Regions from separate parts of the Homo sapiens genome. Here region 2 is linked to region 1. The links are chromatin loops, found by intact Hi-C in ENCODE. Cell type or tissue: Caco-2. All regions are shown on one strand. Each heading gives the region's core, and the rest is flanking DNA. Links, peaks and the distances in the headings are about the cores only.

The links. Peaks named below come from ENCODE experiments on the same cell type or tissue, not always from the same donor. Only the 100,000 strongest peaks of a DNase experiment are listed, where the experiment ranks them.
Region 2: a loop joins it to region 1, with 4 times the contacts of the local background. A loop is called at or near these places in 14 of 110 quality-filtered maps.

What each region holds. Positions count from the first base shown.
Region 1 is chr1:233,028,415-233,040,511 of GRCh38, forward strand. All of the region lies in intron 25 of PCNX2 (pecanex 2), which reads right to left. Among named protein-coding and RNA genes, the nearest start is that of NTPCR, 84 kb to the left of the region's middle. In Caco-2, for the core only: no CTCF peak of the experiment used is centred there; a DNase peak (open chromatin) is centred at 6,607.
Region 2 is chr1:233,157,430-233,169,526 of GRCh38, forward strand. It overlaps PCNX2 (pecanex 2), which reads right to left. Exons shown (of 34, transcript NM_014801.4): 18 at 3,842-3,934; 19 at 2,854-3,004. Among named protein-coding and RNA genes, the nearest start is that of PCNX2, 130 kb to the right of the region's middle. In Caco-2, for the core only: no CTCF peak of the experiment used is centred there; no DNase peak of the experiment used is centred there.

The DNA.
Region 1 (12,097 bases), core at 3,978-8,977:
TGTATGCACATTTAGGACTGTTATGTCTTCTTGATGAATTAACTCTTTGATTATTATGAAATATACTTCTTTAGTGTGGTGATACACCTCATCTTGAAGTCTGATATTAATAAAGCTAATCCAGGTTTCCTATAATTAGTGTTTGTAAGGAATGCAACTTTCTATCTTTTTATTTTTAAATAGCACAAAACAAATAGGTGTGAGGGTTCCTAAGACTCTCCAGATCTTTATAGTTAAAACATCTCTTGTAAACAGCATGTAGTTAGGACTTGCTTTTTTATCTAGTCTGATGATCTCCAATTTTTAATTATAGTGATTAATCCATTTACATGTAATGTGGTTATTTATAGGACTGGGTGAAAGTCTACTATTTTCCTATTTGTTTTTATTTATCCAACTTTTTAAATTTGTATTCTTTCCAGTCCTTTTTTTTTTTTTTTTTGAGATGGAGTCTCACTCTGTCGCCCATGCTGGAGTGCAATGGTGTGATCTCAGCTCACTGCAACCTCTGCTTCCCGGGTTCAAGCCATTCTCCTGCCTCAGCCTCCTGAGTAGCTGGGATTACAGGTGCCTGCCACCAGGTCCCGCTAATTTTTCATATTTTTAGTAGAGATGGGGTTTCACCATATTGGCCAGGCTGGTCTTGAACTCCTGACCTTGTGATCCACCCACCTTGGCCTCCCAAAGTGCTGGGGTTACAGGTGTGAGCCACCGTGCCTGGCCCAGTCATTATTTTTTAATTGAGCAACTTTTGGTATTTTATTTTTTATTCTCAATCAGCTTTTTAGCCATACCTCTTTTATTTTTTCAGTTTCTCTAAGGGTTATAATCTGTGTGCTTTATCTTATCACAATCTACTATGAATCAATTTCATATGAGTCCTCCAATGATATAAGACATTACAATGGAATATTTATCCTCTCATGTTATTTGTATTATTGTTGTCAAACGTTTTACTTCAATATGTAATTTAAACCCAAATATACATTCTTATAATTTTTTGCTTAAACAATCAATTCTAAAAGATTTTAAAAAGAAAAAAATCTTTGCTCACATATTTGCCATTTCTCACAATCTTCATTCTTTTGTGTAGAGTCGATTTTTCATCTAATATTGTTTTTTAGCCTGAAGAATGCCTTTTAAAGTTTCTTATAGTGCAGGTCAGTTGGTGATTATCTTAGCTTTTTTAATCTGAAAATATATCTTAATTTTGACTTTATTCTTGAAGAATATTTTTCCTAGATGTAGAATTATGAGTTGATAGTTTTTGTTTTTGATTTTTCTTTATGCACTTAAAAATATTATTCCATTGTTTTCTGGCTTGTATGATTTCTTTTGATAAGTCAGAGATAATTCACACTGTTGGTTCTCTCTATATAATGCAAATGTGTTTTTAAACTCTCTCATGCTCTTGGTAAGATGACGATTACAAATCTCACATGTGCTTATAATTTTTCTTTACCTTTAATTTTCAGAAATTTGATTATTACACATTTAGGTTTGGTTTTCTTTGTGTTTGTCTTGCTTGGGATGTGTTGAGGGCCTGGGATCTGTGGATCGATATTTTTCATCAGTTAAAAAAAATCTGGATAATATGTCTTCAGTTGCTTTTCCACCCCTATTTCACACTTCTCCATTTAGGACTTGAATTACACATATGTTAAAATACTTGATATTGTTTCACAAGACATTGGGTCTCTGTAAGTTTTCTTTAGTCTTTTCATTATTTGCATCAGACTGGATAGTCTCTACAGCCTTGAGTTCATGGATCTTTTCTGTTGTTGTTGTTGTTAAGCCCACTCACTGAATTTTCATTTCAGACATTGTATTTTTTTCAGTTCTAGAATTTTAAGTTTTTGGTGTACTTTTCCTCTCTATTAATATTCTCCATATGTTCATTCATTATGATCATTTTTCCTTTGAAATCCTAAACATAGTATTACCTGGTGGAAACTTTTTTCTATTAACTATAAAATCTTTGAGTGTGTTTGTATTTATAGTTTCATTTTTCTGGTTAAGAGTCACTTTTTTCTGCTTCTCTGCATATCTAGAAACTCTTGTTATATGCTAGATATCATTGATATTATAGTCCTGGCAGTGTGGACTTTTTGTCTTCCTTTTTAAAAGAGCCATGTTCTGTCAGGAAGTTAATTTATCTGCCCATCAGGTTGTCAGCTTGATCCTTTTAAAGCTTGTTTTAAATCTTTGGCTGGGAAGGTCCAGAGTAGTCCATATTCCAGGGGGATAATATCTCTACTCCTAAAGCCTGGTCTTTTGGGGGTCTCAACTAAATTCCCAAGATGTTCAGCAAGGTCTCCTCACTGGCTATTTGGAGCTTCTACATTTCTCAGCACTGCGTAGCCTACATAGTCTTTATTTATATCATGTCATTCCAGTTACCATTCTCTGTCAGGCTATGCCTATGCAAGAGCAGGTTAGTATCCATCTAATCACGAAAGGGGATCTCCATGCAGATTTCTGCAGCTCCTCTTTGCAATTCACTCCTGTCTGGTACTCTGACCTACAAAGTCCACATACTTCAGCAGCCCAGGACTCGGATTCTATCCCCCTAGTTCAATAAGACCACAGTACTTTGTTTGGGCTCCACCTTCCTATACTGTAAACAAGAAAGCACCTCTGGGCAGAAAGTGGAGGCAGTAATGAAGCTCATTTTGTGTATTTCCTTTCTCTCAATGATAAGGGCCCTGCACTGCCTGTTGTCCAATATCTGAAAAGTATTGATTAATGTAATTTTTCAGTTTTATAATTGTTTATGATAGTAAGAATATTTCAGTACTGGTTATTCACTCATGGCCAAAAGAATGTCTTTGAATCTTTCTACATGTCTTTGGAGCCTTAATTAAAACACAAAACATTTCGCTTCACCCACTCCCACCCCTATTCATTATTCACTTTTTCTGGGATCTCATATCATTATTCACAGTGTCTGGTAATTAGTAGGCACTAACAAAGTTGTTGATGCATTGATTGAATGGACAAATAAAACAGTTCTTATCCAGATCTCTGTCTGAACAGGCACCAATTGAGGAACTCCATAGCAGTATATTGTATTACCTTACATATGGTGGCAGATAAAGAAAGGCTATGTTTAGACCAAGCCTCTATATAGAACCCAGGAGTGAGATGACCATAATATGCCAGAGATTGAAAACTACAACCTTCAAATCGTAATGCACATTCAGAGCTATTAGGATAACAGTCTATGAAATAGGAGTCCAGGTCAGGAAGGGGAAAAGCCCAGCCGGCTGCATTCATAAAAAGGGAGACAGTTAAAGCCTGATCCCAAATCTTCGGATTCCATTTGTCTTTCTGCCAGACCTCCTTGCTTTGGCTCTTGGCTGAAAGCATTCTTTTTTTTTTTTTTTTTTAAACATTTCAAGGGTCTCTTAACTCATTCTCCAATATACAACTTTTCTTCCCTCTGGTGAAGATGTATAGAAATGCATACTGGACTATAAACAGTGAGGCATCCAGAGAGTAATGACCACCATAACCTGACTGCTCTGCACACTGGGACCCTTGGATTGCAAACCCTAGGCTCCAGTGGGGGTGGGGTCTCAGCCTGCCACAGTGACACATTAACACTGGCTTGCTGTACATTAATAATATAATTTAGGAAGAAATTCTCTTCCAATGGAGGAAATAAGACAGTTTTCTTTCTTTCTTTCTTTCTTTCTTTTTTTTGAGATAGAGTTTCACTCTTGTTGCCCAGGCTGGAGTGCAATGGCGCGATCTTGGCTTACCACAACCTCCGCCTCCCGGGTTCAAGCGATTTTCCTGCCTCAGCCTCCCAAGTAGCTGGGATTGCAGGCACGCGCCACCACACCTGGCTAATTTTGTATTTTTAGTAGAGACAGGGGTTTCTCCCTGTTGGTCATGCTGGTCTCAAACTCCCAATCTCAGGTGATCCACCCACCTCGGCCTCCCAAAGTGCTGGGATTACAGGTGTGAGCCACCGCACCCAGCCGACAGTTTTCAGAAATATATCACACAAAGAAAAAGCATAAAGAAGGATTTTCACTTGAAGAAATTAGCAAAACTGGTTAAACAGCAGACCTCAAAAATGTGAGTTTCATTCCAATTTTCCCCTTCCTTATTCTTCTATCCAGTTCTACCATTTATCACATTGAGCTGAAAGCCAGGGCTTTTTTTTTTTTCCCTTTTCATTAAACTGGGAGGGCTGATTGCATGAGTATGTGTGTGAGTCTGTGATCTGTGTATCCATGCACATGTGTGTGTCTGTGTATGTGAGAAGATGGCGAATTTGAATTTCTGACCATCTGAGTGAAATAGCACAGTAGACTATGAGGAACACACGGGTATCTCTAAACTGGTGAAAGGGCAGTTGAGGAAACAGTTTGCCATGAAGGATGGCTTAGACTTGACAGATACATCGTAGCTGCCAACAGTTGAAAAGCTTAGTTCAGGTGAGTCTTGGGTAATCTGCTCTTAGGAGTGAAAGAGTCACACTCAGGATCATATTAAAAAAGAATATGAAAATAATAAAACCCAGTAATTTTGGAAAATGCACTAATTGCGTTGTCCAAATGTAAATCAAGGCCCATATTCTCAGGAAGACTCAGAAGGTTCAAAGCATATTCCCTCCAAAGGAAATGCTGAAGGTCAACCCGCCCACACAGTGTGACCTTTCGAAGCCCCGGCAGAGATGAATGTCAAGCTGGCAAGGCTGTCTCTGTCTGGTATTTCCATTGAAACTGACTCTTGGCACCTTTAATTGTGGCTGTGTTTGCACTGTCACACCTTTGTCACACCTACCAATGCCAAGCCCAGCCAGACTTATTTATTCCCACCTAATTTCAAGAAGGAATAAACTTAATCTAAAAGGTATACATAGTATGAAAGCAAATGAAGAAATTTAAGTGCAAATGAGAGGTAAGAAAAATACGAACACAGAAACAATGTCAAGGGTCCTAATTGCATTCTAGGATACCCAGTACATTTACTAAAAGTGATCCACAGATTTCACTCCGGGCTTTCCAGAAGCCAATGTAGAAAGAAAACATAAATGGTTTCTTGTGTCTTTAAGGCAAAAACAAACTAATTCCTTGGAAGGATCATAGCTATTTCTGGCAAAGACACCAGAGAGATGATATCCCCAGGATCCTCATAAAGAGAACATTGTGCAATATGGTGAACAACATCCTTAATAACATTGCACAGTAAGTGCAAGCACAAGGTTTGCTGGGCTGTTTTAATATTTCACGGTGCAGGACGCTAGAATATGGTTGAAGTGCAATAAAGCAAAAGTATTTCTATAGGTAGTCAAAACAAGTCAGCCTTACATATGGGGCTCTCCAGAGGCCTTGCATCATCCAAGAGTAGATTCTAGAAACTCTTGAGGACTGGGAGAACTGGATACCTTTCAGGAAATCTTTGAGATGTATAATTTCTGCAATGGACTGAATGTTTGTGTCTCACCCAAATTAATGTATTGAAACCCTATCCTCCAAGGTGATGGTATTAGAAGGTGGGGCTGGCTGGGCGCAGTGGCTCACACCTGTAATCCCAGCACTTTGGGAGGCTGAGGCAGGTGGATCATGAGGTCAAGAGATCGAGACCATCCTGGCCAACATGGTGAAACTCCATCTCTACTAAAAATACAAAAATTAGCCGGGCGTGGTGGCGTGCACCTGTAGTATCAGCTTCTTGGGGGGCTGAGGCAGGAGAATTGCTTGAACCCGGGAGGCGGAGGTTGCAATGAGCCGAGATCGTGCCGCTGCCCTCCAGCCTGGTGACAGAGCGAGAATCCGTCCCAAAAACAAACAAACAAAGAAACAAGAAGTTGGGGCCTTTGGGAGGTGATTGGGTTATGAGGGTGCGGCCCTCATGAATGAGAGTAGTGCCCTCAGGAGAACAGACATGAGAGAACTTGCTCTCTCTCTGTTATGTGAGGACACTGCAGAAAGATGGCTGTCTGCAGACCAGGAAATGGGCCCTCACCAGACACTAGATCTGCTGGCACCTGATCTTGGGCTTCCCAGCCTCCAGAACTGTGAGAAATAAATGTTTGTTGTCTAAGCCGCCCAGTCTATGGTATAGTTGATGCAGCAGTCTGAACTAAGACAATTTATCTTCATCTAGTTTTGACAATTCTTAAGTATTGAGTGGCAGTGAATTTTAATATATTCTCTCTGAGAGGCACAGGATTGTAGCTAATTTGTGTGGCTGGTAGACACACCTGCCAAGATGGAGGCAGGGTTGGCATTTTCTTGGGAAAGTTGGAAACCGAAGAATGGTTGCCTGAACAGAAGGTCCAGCAACCAAAAATCAAACCAAAATATTCCCTTTTTTTGCATCCCAAAAGGCCTCATGAGAGGTACCTTCCTGGCTGGGAGGCCTGGGCCAGAGGACAGGATCCATGAAGAGTGTGAGAGTGGAAGGGAAAGCTAGAGTTAGATCAAACGGGAAACATTTGAACCTAATTCTGTAGGTAACAGGCAGGCAAAAGAGATTTTCAAGTCCCAGGGAAACATGAGGAAAGCTGTACTTAAGAAAATTCCCCTGAAGCCTCTGGGATTAAGGGGAACAGACCAGCGATGGGGAAACCAGCCACCCACAGTCTCATTTCAGGGACAAAGTGATAGGGACCAGAACTAAGGTACAGGCTGTTTACCAAGAGATAAGAGGAAACATGGAGATAATGGGACTTCAAAGGGACGTTAAACATGGTCCCCTGCAACAGAAAAGCTGCTCTGAAAGAAAAGGTTGGGATGATTTATAACCTTCCATTGAGAACATTGCCATTAAAGTCGAAACGCACAACACATTTTCAAGATTGGGCTTCTTGGTCCTTCAATTTCCCTTCTAGTAACTGATATGAGTACTTTGAGAAACAAACCGCAGTTTTTGTTCCCAATAATCAAATTGGATTCTACAAAAAGGAATCTAACTGGATTCATAAAAAAATCCAAAATTTCATCAATATGATTACATTTAAAACATTGTAAATGTTTAAAACTATGCTGAATATATATTTTAGCTGAGTTTTAAAAGGATCATTGCCTTCATTAGCCATTGCAGCATGCCAGGCACTGAGCTGGCGTTCTGCATATACCTAGCACTGAGGTGACCAAGGGGGATGTTAGAGAAGGGACAAAGCTCAAACCACCCACCCATAAAGCACAATCACGCTCTCACTCACAAAGTGGACATTCTTAGACATAGATAGAGCTTAGCCTGTGCTTTTCAAACTGCAGATGGGACTTATAGGCACAAACGTTGGGATACATATGTTGGATTATTAGAAAATGTATTTCCTTCTGTGGTCACATAAGGTTATTCCTGAATTGATCAGGGCTACAAAAAGGAGACCATCAGATATGGCCATTTCTGAGCTCTGAGCAGTTTACTTCCACAGCCCAGAGTGCGCATTACAGGCTGGGAACACAAGATGTGTGAGACAGGGCTCAGCCCCAGCGAGCTTCCTTGGTAGCCCCTTCTGATATCCTCCTGCATGTATAGTGGTAGAGATATTAACAGGAGGAGGGCCCCCATAACATTTTTCTTAAAGCTAGAATTCTAAATTTGTATTGCCTCTTGCCAACTGGTTACATCAAGGGCTGCTTTGTGACCAAATGAAATAATGTCAAAAAAAGACTTTAAAAAGTTTTTGAATGATTGTCATTTTCAAGAAGGTCACAGTGGGATTCTCACCACCCTCCCTCCCTGCCCCACAAACTTCTCCTGCAGCTTCCACGTCATGGCGGGGAACTTTCTCAGCTCCTTTTCTACCCACACTCATTTTCCGGGGACAGAATCCTAGAACATAAGCTTGAAGGAACATTCAGGTCATCTATTCCCAGCCACCTGCTCTTAGAGGACATCTCTGTATTTGTTAGACCTCACTATATTTAATTTGTGGAAAGAAAGAATTGTAAGAATTTTATATTTCAGGCTGGGCATGGTGGCTCATGCCTGTAATCCCAGCACTTTGGGAGGCCGAGGGGGTGGATCACCTGAGGTCAGGAGTTCAAGACCAGCCTGGCCAACATAGTGAAACCCCATCTCTACTAAAAATACAAAAATTAGCCAGGTGTGGTGGTGCACACCTGTAGTCCCAGCTATTTGGGAGGCTGAGGCAGGAGAATCGCTTGAACCCAGGAGGCAGAGGGTGCAGAGAGCCAAGATTGCAACACTGCACTCCAGCCTGGGCAACAGAGCAAGACTCCATCTCAAAAAAAAAAAAAAATTATATTTCAAGGAGCCTCCTTTTTCTTTAAGATTGCACAATAGAAATAAAATTCATGCAGAGATTTTCTAGGTCTTAAAAGATTTATTTTTCTATCTATTGGATTATAGTTGCAAACTTAAAATTTCTTACTCCAGTTTTAAATACTAGAATTTCTAAGAAATGAGCCCCTAGAGAGAGGTAAAAATGATTTTATTTACTCAACAAAGGAATTTAAGGGACAATCCTTCTCTCGACTGCTGTTTAATTCTGATTCTGATGAATAGGGCTTTCCCTGCGATAGCAAAGACTCACCTTCTGGAGGTTTCAGCTTCCCTGAAACCATCAGGGCCAGACACAGAAAGACTGAGTCTCTCTCTTTGGGAGACACTCTCCACTGTAGGAGCCATGACTACTGCCATCATTACCATCACTAAGAAGCTGTCCTGGACATTTCCTATTCCCTAAGTGTCACACATCCACTTGGTAATCAATCCAGTTTAGATTAATCCAATCTTAAAGACAGGGAAACAGAGTGCTAATAGTATAGTTACATGACTAAGGCCACAGAGAAGAACCAAAACAACGAATAGGATCGGCTTGTTGAACCACGGAATGGGTTCAGTTCTTTATTACCTTAGTGGCAACTTCTCCCCTAGTTCCAGTTTCCAGTCCTTCAGCAACACTGGACCTGTGTGTCTTTTTTATTTTATTTTATGTTTTGTAGAGACGGGGTCTGCCTCTGTCACCCAAGGTGGAGTGCACAGGTGCAATCATAGCTCACTGTCACTCAAACTCCTGGGTTAAAGTCATTCTCCCACCTCAGCCTCTGGAGTAGCTGGGACCTCAGGCAGGCACAACCACACCTACCTGATTGATTTTCTTTCTTTCTTTCTTTCTTTTTTAGAGATGGGGTTTCACTATGTTGCCCAGGCTGGTCTTGTACACCTGGCCTCATATAATCCTCCCGGGATTACAGACATGCACCACCATGCCTGGCCTTGTGTGTCTTTTAAATGTGATACTGGGAACCTAGAAGTGTATTGGCCCAGTATGCAATAGACAAAAAAGACAAAAGTAGGTTCGGATAATTTATAACTTGTTTGATTTTGTGAGCCTAGCACAGATTTTATATTGCAACAGTTTTACATCCCAAGGAGCCTCACATTCTTTAAGATCTGCCCACAGGAATAAAGTTTTTTCTGTGACCTGTCTGGCAAGCCAGATTTTAAATGTGTTATAATACCTTTAAATGAAGCAGCATTGGTTTTTCACAGAATTTTTATTTCACAACACTATGTATTTATGTGACACTTATCAATTTAAAAAGGAATGCTTCAGAGTATCTCATTTGATGTACACATCAACCTGGTTATGCAGATGTAGTTTCCAGGGCACTGATTCTCAAAAGAGACTATTCTTGTGGAAGGGTCTGGTCTTTTGAATTTAAAATCAGTATTCTTCTTTTATCACACACTGTCTAATGAGGCTTGACAAATTACAAGCCAAAGTTTCCTGAATTTATTTATTTTCAACCAGCTCATGGGAGAAAATGAAATTAACCAAATCACTAAGTATACATTGTAACTCACATTGGGCAGTTTAGAAGCATAAGAATAAGAAATGTTTAAATAGATGATAGTTATCGCTGTGAGTGATATGATTTCCCCCTACTACTGCCCCGTTTAAAGATGTGAAAACTAATGCACTCAACTCTACTCAGAAGAGTCCTTAGAATAAATATTCTAATTAAAGAATATTTAATTTGCAGTTGTATTACCTTCTTTTTCTCCCATGAATTTTTGTTTGAGTGCTGAATGTTAAGATATGCAGATCCTGTTCACGTTCAGCAAGAAGCCCTTTTTCTTCCCAGACTTGCTATCTAGACAAACATGGCTTCGTCTCTCCTATTAACAGGTCACACAATATGCAATGAAGAAAAATACGTGGTCAGGGATTCTGAATGGAGAACTCATTATTGTATGGGTAAGTTTGGAACCAAGGGATTTGAAAGATTACTCAATTTGTAAGACCTAAGAACTAGGCATTTGCTAATGACCTGAATGTTGTCACAGAGCAGAGAAAATTCTAGATAACTCCAAGATTAGTGGGAAAGCTATTGCTCTGCATGGATTAGCCAGCTATGATAAAGGTTTGGGTTGGATTTGCTTTAGATAAGATTCAGTTACACAGATATTTTTAAATGTCCCCACAGGCCAGTGATTATGGGGTGTTAGCCAAACTATGAGATGGCTGATAACATTTCACACAGACAGAAACATAAATCCTATTTTTTGATATTTTCCAGACCTGGTGGTAATGTGTAGCTACATCCTGATAATTGTGCCTTTTGCTTTCAATGTTCATTCTATAAGAGCCATCTAGGTTTCATGACTTTAATTAAGTCTTGCAGAATGAACATTGAAAGCAAAATTGCTAAGACAGCCAATAATTCAAACAGCTGAGCTGCTAGAAGTGACTTACAAAGGTGCTACCATAATAGCCTTTAAGAATGAATTCTGGTAAAACCAACTTTTATTTGTTTAACTTCAAGAACCAAAAATACTTTCTGAAAATGTTTAATCACTTTTTTTCTTTCATATTCTCTCCTTATTTAACCCACCTTCCTCCCTCTGTTCCTTCCCTCTCAAGCAGGGAGTCTACGGATAGGCCGTGGACCTTGGGGTCAGTCACATCTAGGTGTTCATGCTCCTCTACCACTGGTGACTGTGTGGCCATGGGCACCTTACTTAAATTCATTCACTCAGATTTCTCATGTCGACAGTCGGGTAATAGCACCTACTTACTTTATAGAGCTGTTATAAGCAATATTTTGATAATATAAGTAAAGAAACTAATATGGTACCTGGCATGTAATTGGTGTTCAAGAAACTTGCAACTGTCTACCTTCTAATCCAACCAATATTTACTGGGCATCCTACCATGAGCCAGTCAATGCACTGGGGAGAGTTACATGAATAAGCCATGAAGCCCCAGGCTTTGAAAGGCTCACAGTCTAATAGAGTCTGACTTAGTTAATTTTTCATCGTCTGCAGTAATAAAAAAACCTCAATGCATAAACTTTGTAAGGCTATTGAAAACAAACTGGCTTTGGTTTTCAAATTATTATTTATTGTGTTGTTATCAAGAAAACATGTATTGATTGCCAACCATGTGGTCACATACCTGACACTAAGGATAAGGCCCTGACCTCAGAGATTCATGATGAACACAAACACTCAAACACAAATATAACTTTCATCACAACTTTATTTTAAATAAAAGAACAAAGTAATCTCTATTATTTTTTGTTTGAACTATTAGATGAGCAAAAACTGTAAATATTTGATTGATGGAAATGTAGAAAATATATACAAATGCCGTATCACGTATCACAAGGAAATACTGAGAAATGAGTAAGTTGAGGAAAGGTAGTTACATAAATAATTAAAAAGGCAAATGCCCATATGTCACCATGCATTTACGGTATCATTGTTTTTCTCCTGCTTTTCAAAGACTTGTCTTATTAGATGACTCTTTTCTATTTCCTAAGACCTACCTCCTCTAAGACGATTTCTGGAAAACAGATCTCACCATGAGAAAAATGTAGCAGCCTTACACTAATAAGGATTGTGCACACATACCTCCATGCCTAGATCAACTTCGTTTCAGTTGCCTCAAAGCTTTCCACGCACATGACCCAGCTTTAGATTACAGGATTGTCTTCATCCTCCCATGAGAGAATGCTGCTTTACCGCATGCAGTTCACGTCATTTGCTATGGGAAGCCCAGGATTCCCTGCAGTCTAATTTCCTTGCCTCTCTATAAATTACATTTTCTGATTCCAACTTAACTGTCCCACCCATCCAAATCTCACAATCCTTTCAC
Region 2 (12,097 bases), core at 2,872-7,871, 130 kb after region 1:
ATTAGAAATGTCTGCCACCAGCCCAGTTCTAGGACTCTGTTCTTGGTTAGTGATGTCTGCCCTGGAACCACTGTGTCCCAGCAGTGGGCTACACACTAGCTAGTCCTGCTCTGCCCTGCCTTCTTTCCCAGTGACAATATTCTGTGCTCCTATGAGAAAGAATATGTGAGCATCACTTTCACATGAAAAGCTGTGTGCCTGGCCTGAGTTACCTGTACATGTTTTGATGCTGGTGGAAAAAAAATGAAGAGTCAAAACCTAAGAGGCAGAAGTCCAGGAAGAAGAGGCAAGGAAATTCAGGACACAGATGGCACCAGAATGGGTAACTGGGCTTAAATCATCTTTAAATTTTGTGTCTGTGGGTTTTCCTTCTAATACACCTAATTTTGAAATGGAATCTGTTTTTCGTCATGTGCCTAATTTGTCTAACCTGTGACTCCCGGCTAGATTTCAGGCTGCTTATAAATAGCTAGTGTAGGTAGGTGAGAAACTTGCACAGAGCCTCTGCCTGACACTGTGTAAGCAAGTGTGGACCCCTCCCAGCCTACTTCTATGGGATACAAAAGGACTCTGTGCCACCCACTCACTCATCCTCCGAGAGGGGAAGTCAGAAACACAAACACACTCACTTTACTTGTTCTTGAATCTTGTACTAAAAAGAGCCATGTAGGCTTGAAATAGCTAAATGATTTTAATTTAAATGGGGCTGTCTTAGATGCAGGAGAGAAAAACAAAACAAAACAAAACAAAAAAACCAGAAACCGAGTTGTTAATGGCCCACTCCTATCTTTCACTGTTGAATTCTACACTCTGAACTGCCACACACTAAGGGAAGCCCAAGTCTAATCTGTCTCATTTTCCTTTCCTTCAGCTTCACAGGTTCTCTTTGCACACCCCAAGGTATTTAAATATGTACATTTAACAGGGGCATAGGCATAGTTTAAGAATAGGTATAGGGAAAGGCACAGGTATAGGTACAGGTAAAGGTAAAAGTATAGGTATAGTCATTGGTACAGGGAAAGTTATAGATACAAATAAAGGTATAGGTATAGATAAAGGTAAAGGTATAGATACAGGTACAGGTATAGGTAAAGATAAAGTTATATAGAAGTAAAGGTAAAGGTATAGAAGTAAGTATTGGTATGGGTATAGGCAAATGTGTAGGTTACAAACAGGTAAAGGTATAGATATAGACAAAAGTAAAAATATAAGGAAATGTATAGGTAAAGGTATTGGTACAGGTACAGGTACAGATATAAATATAGATATAGATATGCAGTTAAAGCTTCTTACTTCAAATCTTCATCAACTAACTTAACAATAATGTCAAAATAACAAACCCCAAAACACTCCACTAATTTCACCAACACTTAGTCTTTCTAGAGGTTTTTGAATGAAAGGGAAATATAACCTGAAGGCTGCAGAAGTTCTATAGAAACTGGTCTTTTTCATCAGGGTCCTCTATGTATCCAGAAGCAGTCACCTGTTGGGGTAGGGACTTTCCTCTACAAGTGGACTAAAATATACAAACCATTATAGATGGAACCTTCTGTGAGTCTATCTTCTTTCAGTTTTTCTAATACTGATAATAATTTGCATTTCAGTAGTACACGGAATTGTACAGAACGTTTAAAACTATGCAGCTCCATCTTTATGCTGGCTCCTGATTCTGTAGGTGGGAAGAGTAAGTCTCCAAGGGGAGAGAAGTCTGAGTTACCCTCCCTGCACTTCTAAACCCCAGCAGCCCGACGAGGCCATCTTTCTCCACTGAACAAGCCAGTTTTTCTACTTGGGCTGTTTCTAACTAAGGCGGCTCCTTGTGCCCACCCAGAGATGTTCCTTATGGAAGCACTCTCTATTCTGGACAGCATCTTCAGTGACTCTTGCATATTTATTTTAAAAATTATTTTCCCCCTTTTCCTTTTGTCACACCAGTCTACTGAAGTTGCTGGTGACAAATTTGGCTGAGTTCAGTACTTTAAGTCCACAAACCTTGGTGCCCCTCACTTATCTTTATGCTTGGACATATAGACAATTAGATAACTCGCTAACAACTGAGAAGTTACAATAGGCTAAACAGCTCTGTGCAGAATCAGCAGCATTAGACAGCAGTTATAATCTATGAGCAATAACTTTGATGGGTCTAAAACTGTGGATAAATCAGTCTTCTTCCATCCATTCAAGCACAGAACAGGGAATTACAGAGCAAGGAAAGATCTAGCAGAAAAATTTCTAGAAGACTTCTTATCTAGAAGAAATCTATTTCTTCTCTAAGGCTGTGAAATGGTTGTGATTACCAGGCTATTACATGATCATGGCCAGAGACACCCATGGAAATTGCCAAGTCAACCACGTGTAGATACAGGTGTAGGCCTAGATGAACAAAGCAAGCTAAAGAAAATGCAAGTGTTCAGGAGTGTGTAAAGTTATTGGTCAGGCCCTTCTCCATCCCCATCATTTCATGAAGGATGGGAGCATGGTCAAGGGATGCTCTTCTTAGGCCCCAGTCAGTTTTTGTGGGAACAGCATAATCTTCAACTGTGAATGATATAATTTTTCCACAATACCAATAGCCAATTAATATTTTTAAAAAACATTCTTCTGATTCACCTGGCTTTAACTTTCTTGTTATGGTTGGCTAGAATATCTGGGAACAAATACCATATACTCTAAGGTACACGTTCTCCTTTTTTCTTTTTTATTGTGGTAAAATACACATAATGTACCATCTGCCATTTTCAAGTGTACAGTTCTGTGGCATTAAGTACATTCAGACTGTTGCACATGCTCTCCGGTTTAATGTATACCTACCCCTCCTTTTTTTTTTTTTTAAATGAGGGATATATTACTAACCTCTCACTTCCCGTTGATGATACTCTTTGTTTTTGAGAATGGGGTGTGAAATCCACATCCAGGGATGATGCTTGCGGAGCTGAGGGAGCACGTAATGTGTTACAAACCCCACGGCTCCAGCCAAGGCAAACAGCACGATGCTGAGAAATGGCTGCGATAAAAATGGGCAGAATCTCATTACTTAGCCTAGAGGATGGGGAGAGGGATGCCCATGAATAATACATAACATCACTGTCCTTCCACTTTTTCCTCTTAACGGATAGCCAGACTCAGTTCTTGTTTCAGGCCTCTGAAAATGTCTTCTCTATACCATGAAATTGGTTCATGTGTTGGAAACCACTATGAGGGTGAGGGAGAACTAGCCTATGGAATACAGAGGCCAACAGAATTATGCCCCTTGGAATACATTTTTAAAATTTTCCAATGAGGAGGTGAAGAATAACCCATGCAGCTCACAGACATTTCCTCATGAAAAGGGGAGTTCATGGATGGACAATATTTTTGTATAGAGAAAGCAACTGTCTGGAAGGACCACAGCCAGGAATCCCATCTGGAGCTCCCCACTTTGTTTTTCTAACTGAAAATCCTTTTCCCATAGTCCTTTTGGCTCTGTGACCTCTGCCTCACCCCGATACGGTGACTCCTCTTTTCTCTATTCATAGTAGAGCACTGTTAGCCCACCATATGACTATTAACTGTCCTCACAGTGGATTCCACAAGATGTGCCATCATTCTTGCAAACAAAACAGCTCCCCAGATGCAGGAAAGGGTAAGGATAAAGCAATCGAACCCTATCTGTGATGTGGACCAAGTCACATCTTGGACATAACTGTTCACAGTACATGGATTCATTCCCTAAGCCTCTCAGCGGGCATTTTGTTTTCTTTCTCTGGCTCACGTGTCTTGTCAATACCCTGTAGCTCCATGACAGCTTTGTTATTAAGGAGAATAAGGGGGCAGGAAGAGTACAAAGTTGGTGGATACATACTCGCAATGACAGGAATACAGTGCTGGCGCTGACTGCAAATGAGAGGACAGCAACCACTGCGCAGACGATGAGATCCCATTTTAAGACATCCGTCTGGAAAGAGAAAACCAGCGGTAAAGGCGACTCTTCATTTCTCTCAGCAACTCTGTGTAACCAGGTAAATCAAGCAGCAGGACATTGACCCAAGATAAACTGTTTTTCCAGCCCATCACTTACCTGACACACTCATTGGCACATACTGGATGGGCTGTTCATTAGCTTCTGCTTAGGGAATTTCAGGAAGACTAAGGTGGGCTGGGGGAGAGTGGTGGGGGAGAGGAATCACACACTGCAAGGTTAGTGTCTGGGTGCTAACCATAGAAAGAAGAAAGGTTTTCTACACAAGTAAGAGGCATGAGGTTCTTGTAAGGTTCTTGTATCTGATCTGTGTTTCCACAAACACAGATCAGATATGAGATTCCCAGAGAGCTCCCCAAAGGGACTTAGATAAGGTCTGATAAAGGAGGTCAAAGTGCTAATCATCTCTATGTGGCTTTAGGGTGTCTTGGATTTTAACATTCCAAAAACCTGGCTAAAACAAACAGAAACCTCTTATACGTTTCTTATTGCTTTGGACTAGACCAGATTTTGCATTTTAATTTACCAGTCAGATCACTGGTGAATTAAAGAAACCACTTCAAAATTATTTTTTATATATATATATATTTATATATACATATATTTATATATACATGTATGTTTATATTTATATATATACATAGATATATGCAAGAGGTACACACATTACATGCAGACAATGAAATGTTCAGTAACTCACTAATACTTTTTCATACAAAACTGTAGTGTAAGCAGTGGCTAGGGAAAACAAAGCAAAGTTCAGCCTGAGAATGCTGTGAATGCAGATAGATGGAGAATGGCCTGTTAGCTCCAATGGAGCACAATATTGCTGGCTGAACAATCTAAAGCAAACAGGAGGAACCATCACTTCTTTTCTCTCTGTAGAGGTGGATTAGTTATATTACACAATTATTGATCATTTGAAGGTATCACACTGTTACCTGAAAAGTCTGAAATCTTCAATACATTTATACCTCCCTTTCTCATATCGAAGGGATTTATGCCTTTTAAATCACTGTTTTTTAAATTAAAATGTGGGGTTTCTTGCAAGTCATGCTCCTTCCTGGCTTGCTGACCGTATTATCATCCAAAGTGATAAAAAGAAACAGTGAAAAAGTCGGGACCCTAGATTTATTCATAGTAATTAATGGTGTCTGATTTTGGGGCAGTGATAACCATAGGAATTTAATTCTGAATCTATGAAATGCTTGTGATCAGAGAAATTCACCAAAAATTTACTTTAGCAACAGGCCATATATTGCTTCCTATCATTCCAAATGTTTAAGAAAGACCAGACCTTTCTAGAGGAACATTCTGTAATTCACTGCATCTTTTGGCTGTGGGGAGATGTTAATTTTTCTCTCCTATTTTTCATTAACATGGTTTTATGTCATTTAAAAATTACTGAATGTTTATCTGAAAGAAGATAAACATTTTCCCGAATATTCTAATTTAAAATCATGTGTTATGTTTAACTGACTAATCATCTTTGTCTAAAAGGAAAACAGTCGGCCACCAGTATGACTGCTGGAGTGGGGAGGAAGGAAGGCTGCATTTCTAAGTTTCTTAAAGCAGAAGCAGGAATGAGCTCGAATTATTATTAACCTTTTTTTCACAGTTGGATGATATATGGGAATTCCACTGTGATTTCTATCAGTGTCATGAGTATCCCGTGTAAATACAGACCATTACACAGCCTTTCTCTATTTATTAAAATGTTCTCTCCACCCATTTCTTTCCTATATTATAATTTCTAAATAGTTATTGAGATAAAATTGGTACCAAAAAGCCACATATATTTAAAGTGCACAACTTAGGCCGGGCGCTGTGGCTCACACCTGTAATCCCAGCACTTTAGGAGGCCAAGACAGGTGGATCACTTGAGGTCAGGAGCTCAAGACCAGCCTGGCCAAACATGATGAAACCTCTGTCTCTACTAAAATACAAAAATTAGCCGGTTGTGGTGGCTCACACCTGTGGTCCCAGCTACTCGGGAGGCTGAGGCAGGAGAATCGCAGAACCCAGGAGGCTGAGGTTGCAGTGAGCCGAGATCACACCACTGCACTCCAGCCTGGGTGACAGAGCGAGACTCTGTCTCAAAAAAGTAAAAGTATACAACTTAACAAGTTTATATGTATATTTTACATGTATAAATTATATAACATATATATAATTCTGGTTATGGTTTTATGGGGATATATATAAATTATGGGACTATATATATCCCCATAAAACCATAACCAGAATTATGATAACTAGCACATCCATTACACCCCAATGTTTCCTCTTTTGCTTCTTCCTAATCTATCCCTTTCCTCACTATAGCCTTGACTTTCTGTCTTTAGTGATCCTTCTGCCTCAGCCTCTTGTTTTCATTTTCTAGAATGTTATATACATAGATTCATAAAATATGTATGGTCTGGCTTCTTTCACTCAGTGTACTTATTCTGAGATTCATCCATGGTGTCGTCTGTGTCAACAGTTCATTCCTTTTCATTGCTGAGTAGTATTCCTCTGTATGGATATACCACAATGTGTTTATCTGTTCACCTGTGGGTAGATGTTTGAATTTGTTCCCAGTTTTTGGCTATTTGCAGCTAAATAAAGCTGCAACAAATATTCATGAACATTTCCCTGGACATGTTATTTCTTTTCTCTTGTGTAAATACCTAGAAGAATGGCTGGGTTATGTAGTAGGTTTAGTCTTAACTTTTTAAGAAACTGCCATAATCCAATTAAAAACTGGGCAAAGGACGTGAATAGAAATTTCTCAAAAGAAGACATACAAACGGCCAAAAAATATTTTAAAATGTGCAACGTCACTAATCATCAGGAAAATGCAAATCAAAACCACAATGATATACCATCTCATCCCAATTAGAATGGTTATTATCAACAAATGCTGGTATGGATGTGAAAGAAAAGGAACCTTACAGACTGTTGGTGGAAATGTATCTTGATTGCTACAGCCATTATAGAAAGCAGTATGGGGAGTTTCCTCAAAAAATTGAAAACGGAACTACCATATGATCCAGCAATTCCACTACTGTGTGTTTTTCGAAGTAAATAAAATCAGTATGTTGAAGAGATATCTGCACTCCCAGGCTTAATACAGCATTATTCACAATAGCCAAGATATGAAATCAATCTAAGTGGCCATAAACCAATAAATATATAATATATATAATCACATTTTATATATGATACCATTTTTGCATATGATATATATGAAATATATATCATATATAGAAAATATATAGAAAATGTGATATACACAAACACACCCCCATGGAATACTATTCAGCCATAAAAAAGAATGTAATCCTGTCATTTTGCAGCAGCAACATGGATGAACCTGGAAGACATTATGTTAAGTGAAATAAGACAGGCACAGAAAGACAAATACCACTGAGTTCACTTATTTGTAGAATCTAAAAAAGCCAATCTCATAGAAGTACAGAGTGGAATAGTGGTTTGTAGAGGCTGGGGAGGGGAGAAGGAAGGGGGAGGAGAGATTGTTCAATGAATACAAAATTATAGTTAGAAAGAATAAATTCTGGTGTTCTACAGGATAGTAGGAAGACAATAGTAACAATATCATAATGTGTATTTCAAAATAACTAGAAGAGAGGATTCTCAATATTCTTACCACAAAGAAATGATAAATAAGTGAGGTGATATTTTAAATACCATAATTTCATCATTGCAGAATGCATACATGTATGAAAACATCACAGTGTACCCCCATAAATGTGTACAATTATTGTCAATTAAAAGCAAAATTAAAAAAAGAAACTGCCAAGCTGTTTTCAAAGTAGTTGTAACTATTTTACATTCTCAACAGCAGCATGTGTGAGTTCCAGTTGCTCCATAGTCTTGTCAATAGTTTTTAAAATTTTAACCATGCTAGTGAATATATGCCTCCTAGGGCACATTTTGCAGTATCTGGAGACATTTTGGTTTTTACAATTTGAGGAAGGGAAGAAATAATACTGCCATTTGGTGGCTAGAGACCAGGGATGCAGCCAAACATCCTACAATGCACAAGACAGCACCCCCAACCTCCACTTCCCTGCAACCAGGGAAATATTCTGAGGCTCAAAATGTCAACAGTGCTGAGGTTGAGAAACCTTAATGGAGTGGTATCTAATTGTGGTTTTAATTTGCCTTTTCCAATGACTAATGATGAACATATTTTCATGTACTTAATTTAAAGTACTATTTATAATAGCACTAAAAGTATATTTAGGGATAAATTTGAGAAAAAAAGTGTGCAAGACGGAAACCACCTAACATCAGTAAAGAAATGAGAGAAACTAAACAGATAAACTAAATAAATAAATGGGGAGATATACTGCATTCCTGGATTTGAAGATTCAGTATTGTTAATAAGTCAATTCTCACAAAACTGATTGATAAATTCAATGAAATTGTAATGAAAATTCTAGCAGAATTTTTTTTAGAAACGAACATGCTAATTTAAAAATGTACATGGAAATGCAATAGACCCTAGAATAGCTAAAACGACTTTGAAAAATAAAAAGTTGGAGGACATACAATACCTGGTTTCAAGGTTTATTACAAAGCACAGTAACTATGGTATTGATGGTATTGGTGCAAATACACATCTAGATCAATGGAAAAGAATAAAGTGTCCAGAAATAGGCCACAACAGATATATGACCAATTGATTTTCGACAAAAGTGCAATGGTGAAATGACAAATCCCCTAAATGAAGAAAAGGATAATCTTTTCTATGAAAGGTGCTGGAACAATGGAATAGCCAACTATAAAAATAAATAAATAAATAAATAAATTAAATTAAACAATAACAAAAACATCTTGATACTTTGCTGCACATACAGTAATTAACTCAACATCATGAACCTAACAAACCATCAAACTGCTCAAAGCAACCATAAGAGGAAATCTTAATGATCCTGGATTTGGCAAAGATTTCTTAAATGGAGCACTAAAAGTTGGAACTATAAAAGAAAAAATTAAATAAATTGGACATCACAAAAATGTAAAACTTTTGCTCTTCGAAAGACACTTACAAAAAGGCAAGCCAAAGACTAGGGAAAAAAAAATTACTACTCATAAAACCCACATTCAACAAAGGACATTTACCTATAAACAAACAACACCCTCCTACATCCCCAGCTGCACATGATAAAAAGTTCTGAACAGACGCTTCACTGAAGGAGATATACAGATGGCAAATGGTAATTACTGAGCTTTTTACTCTTGATGCTAGTTAATGAAACTAGACTGCTCTCCTAATATTGCTGAAAATACCATCAGCAAAATCAAAAGGAAACAGTTGTTTTTCCCCAAAGCCACCAAAAAGCAGATATTATTCTGCTCCAAAAATTTTATCCTGGAAAATAATATATTTTTTTTTGGTGGGAATGTAGATAGGTGCAACCCATTATGAAAATAATATGGAAGTTCTAAAGAAATTTAAAAATAGGCCAGGTGTGTTGGTTCCCGCCTGTAATTCCAGCACTTTGGGAGGCCGAGGTGGCAAGATTGCTTGAGGCTGCAAGTTCAAGACCAGCCTGGGCAACATAATGGGAACCCATCTCTATATTTAAAAAAAAAGATACTAAAAACAGAACTACCACGTGCCCCAGCAACCTCTCTTCTAGGCATATACCCAAAGGAAATGAAATCACCATGCCATAAAGACATTTGTGCTACCACGTGTATTGCAGCACTGTTCACAATAGCCAAGATGTGGAAACAACCTGAGTGTCTGTCAACAGATAAATAATGGATAAAGAAATTCTAATATAAATGTAAATGGAATATTTTTCAGCCTTTATGAAAAGAGACATCCTGCCATTTGCCACAACATGGATGAACCTGGAGCACATTTTGCTAAGCGAAATAACCCAGACACAGAAAGACAAATACTGCGTGATTTCACTTTTATGTAGAATCTAAAGAGAGAGAGAGAGAGAGAGAGAGTCAAACATACAGAGATAGAGAATAAAACAGTAGTTAACATGGGCATGGGGGAGGTAGAGATGGGGATATGTGTGTTAGAAATTATAAAGTAGCAGATATGTAGGATAAACAACTCCAGCGATCTAATGTACATGAGAACTATAATTAATAAAACTGTACTATATTTGGGATTCCTGCAAAATAAGTAGATTTTAGCTGCTTTTGCCACAAAAACAAATAAAAATGGGTAACTATGCGAGATGATGGATATGTTAACTTACTTCACTATAGTAACCATTTTACTATCTATAGGTACCTCATGACATTGTGTTATATACTTTAAATATACACAATAAAATCTCTTTAAAAAATAAAAATATCTTTAAAAGGAATCTTGTAAAACACCTGAACTTCAGAGCTTGCTACTGTGTCCTGTGAAAGCAGCCTTTAATAAGCTCTAAAAAGTTTGTAACTTTGGTTGGTTTTCTTGTTAAATAACTTTTTGCTCATTTAAATGTATATACCTTTCCACCTTCTATAAGATATAAATATATGTAGGTTTTTTCAGGTAGGTATATTTTATTTTGATCTTAGTTTTGTAATATAAAAAGAGAATTTACTGGTACTGCCCTCTTCCTTCACGTTTGAAGGTTAAAAAAATCTGTGACTCTGTTAAATTACTTATCTAAAAAACAAGAGTTTAAGTATCTGTTTCCTTTTAATAAATGTCCTATGTCTTAATAGTGAATTCTACTGTGTTAGATATTACAAAAATGAGTGTGAAAGGGAATATACTGCAAGATGGAAGCAAAAAGCAAATTTAGGTCTTTGTAATTTTTATTATTCATTAAGTTTCCCATTATAGAATAACACAATAATATTGCAGCACCCTAGAACATAGAGAAGAGAGGGGAAAATCATTCACAATCATTATAGCCTGACATTAACAGTATTAGTATTTTTGTGTTTTCTGAGCCAGTATTTTTCCTGTTGATGTTAAACCAGGCTCTAGCTATAATCATTATGTATATGAATATTTCTATGCATATTTTATAAGTATCTAATCTTAGTGTGCAAATAATTTTCTACCTTTTCCACAGTATTTTCTTTTGTAAGCTATATATATATAATTGTATAGGCTCACTAATATCATTTAGTGGTTAAATAATTTTCCATCTTGTGATATCATACACATACAATGCCATAGTGATCACTCAAAACATTAATTTAGTGAATGAAATTGAACGACTCATAGTGCAAACATCCCTTGACTGCTACTATTAGGTTGCCTTCCATTGTTTACCATGATGAATTATGCTGAAATCATTATCTTTATATACTAATTTTTTTTCATATTTTGAATTAATTTCCTAGAAAAACTCTAGCAAATACATTTACTCTATCATAGGTTGTAAGCATTTCACAATCCTTGATAAATTATGCTTTTCCAGATGATTATAATAATTTACATAAACACAAATGATGTCTAAGAGATTTCATCTTGACACAATTGGCACCATCACTAATTTTTCCAGTGCTAATGATGTGTACAAAAAAAATGCCACCTCATTTTAATTTGCATTTTTAAATTCATAATAATGGTAATTATTTCATACATTTACTTAATTTGTTCCTAAATTTTATATAAAATTTCAAATGGCTTCATTTTGGAGCTCAGATATATACATATTTGTGTACAATTATATACAAATGATACACATATAATTTGCCTATAGGGTTTTAAAAATCAAATTATAAGGGTTGTTGGTATTAGAAAGATATTTAACTTTCCTAAGTTTGCCACAAGTACTGTATCAAATTATTTAAATTTTTCCACCTTTTTTTACATACAGAAGTTTAAAATTTTTATGTTCTTAAATCTAACTCGGGGTATTGTGTGTGTGTTATTTATTTTATGGATCCTAAGTCTGAAAAATCATTTTCTCTGTATATTTTGGATAAATATTTGATTTTATTTAATATATTTTTTGAAAATTTATTTTACTGTTTTAAAATGTGACACAGGGCCGGGCGCGGTGGCTCACGCCTGTAATCCCAGCACTTTGGGAGGCCGAGACGGGCGGATCACGAGGTCAGGAGATCGAGACCATCCTGGCTAACACGGTGAAACCCCGTCTCTACTAAAAATGCAAAAATTAGCCGGGCATGGTGGCGCGCGCCTGTAGT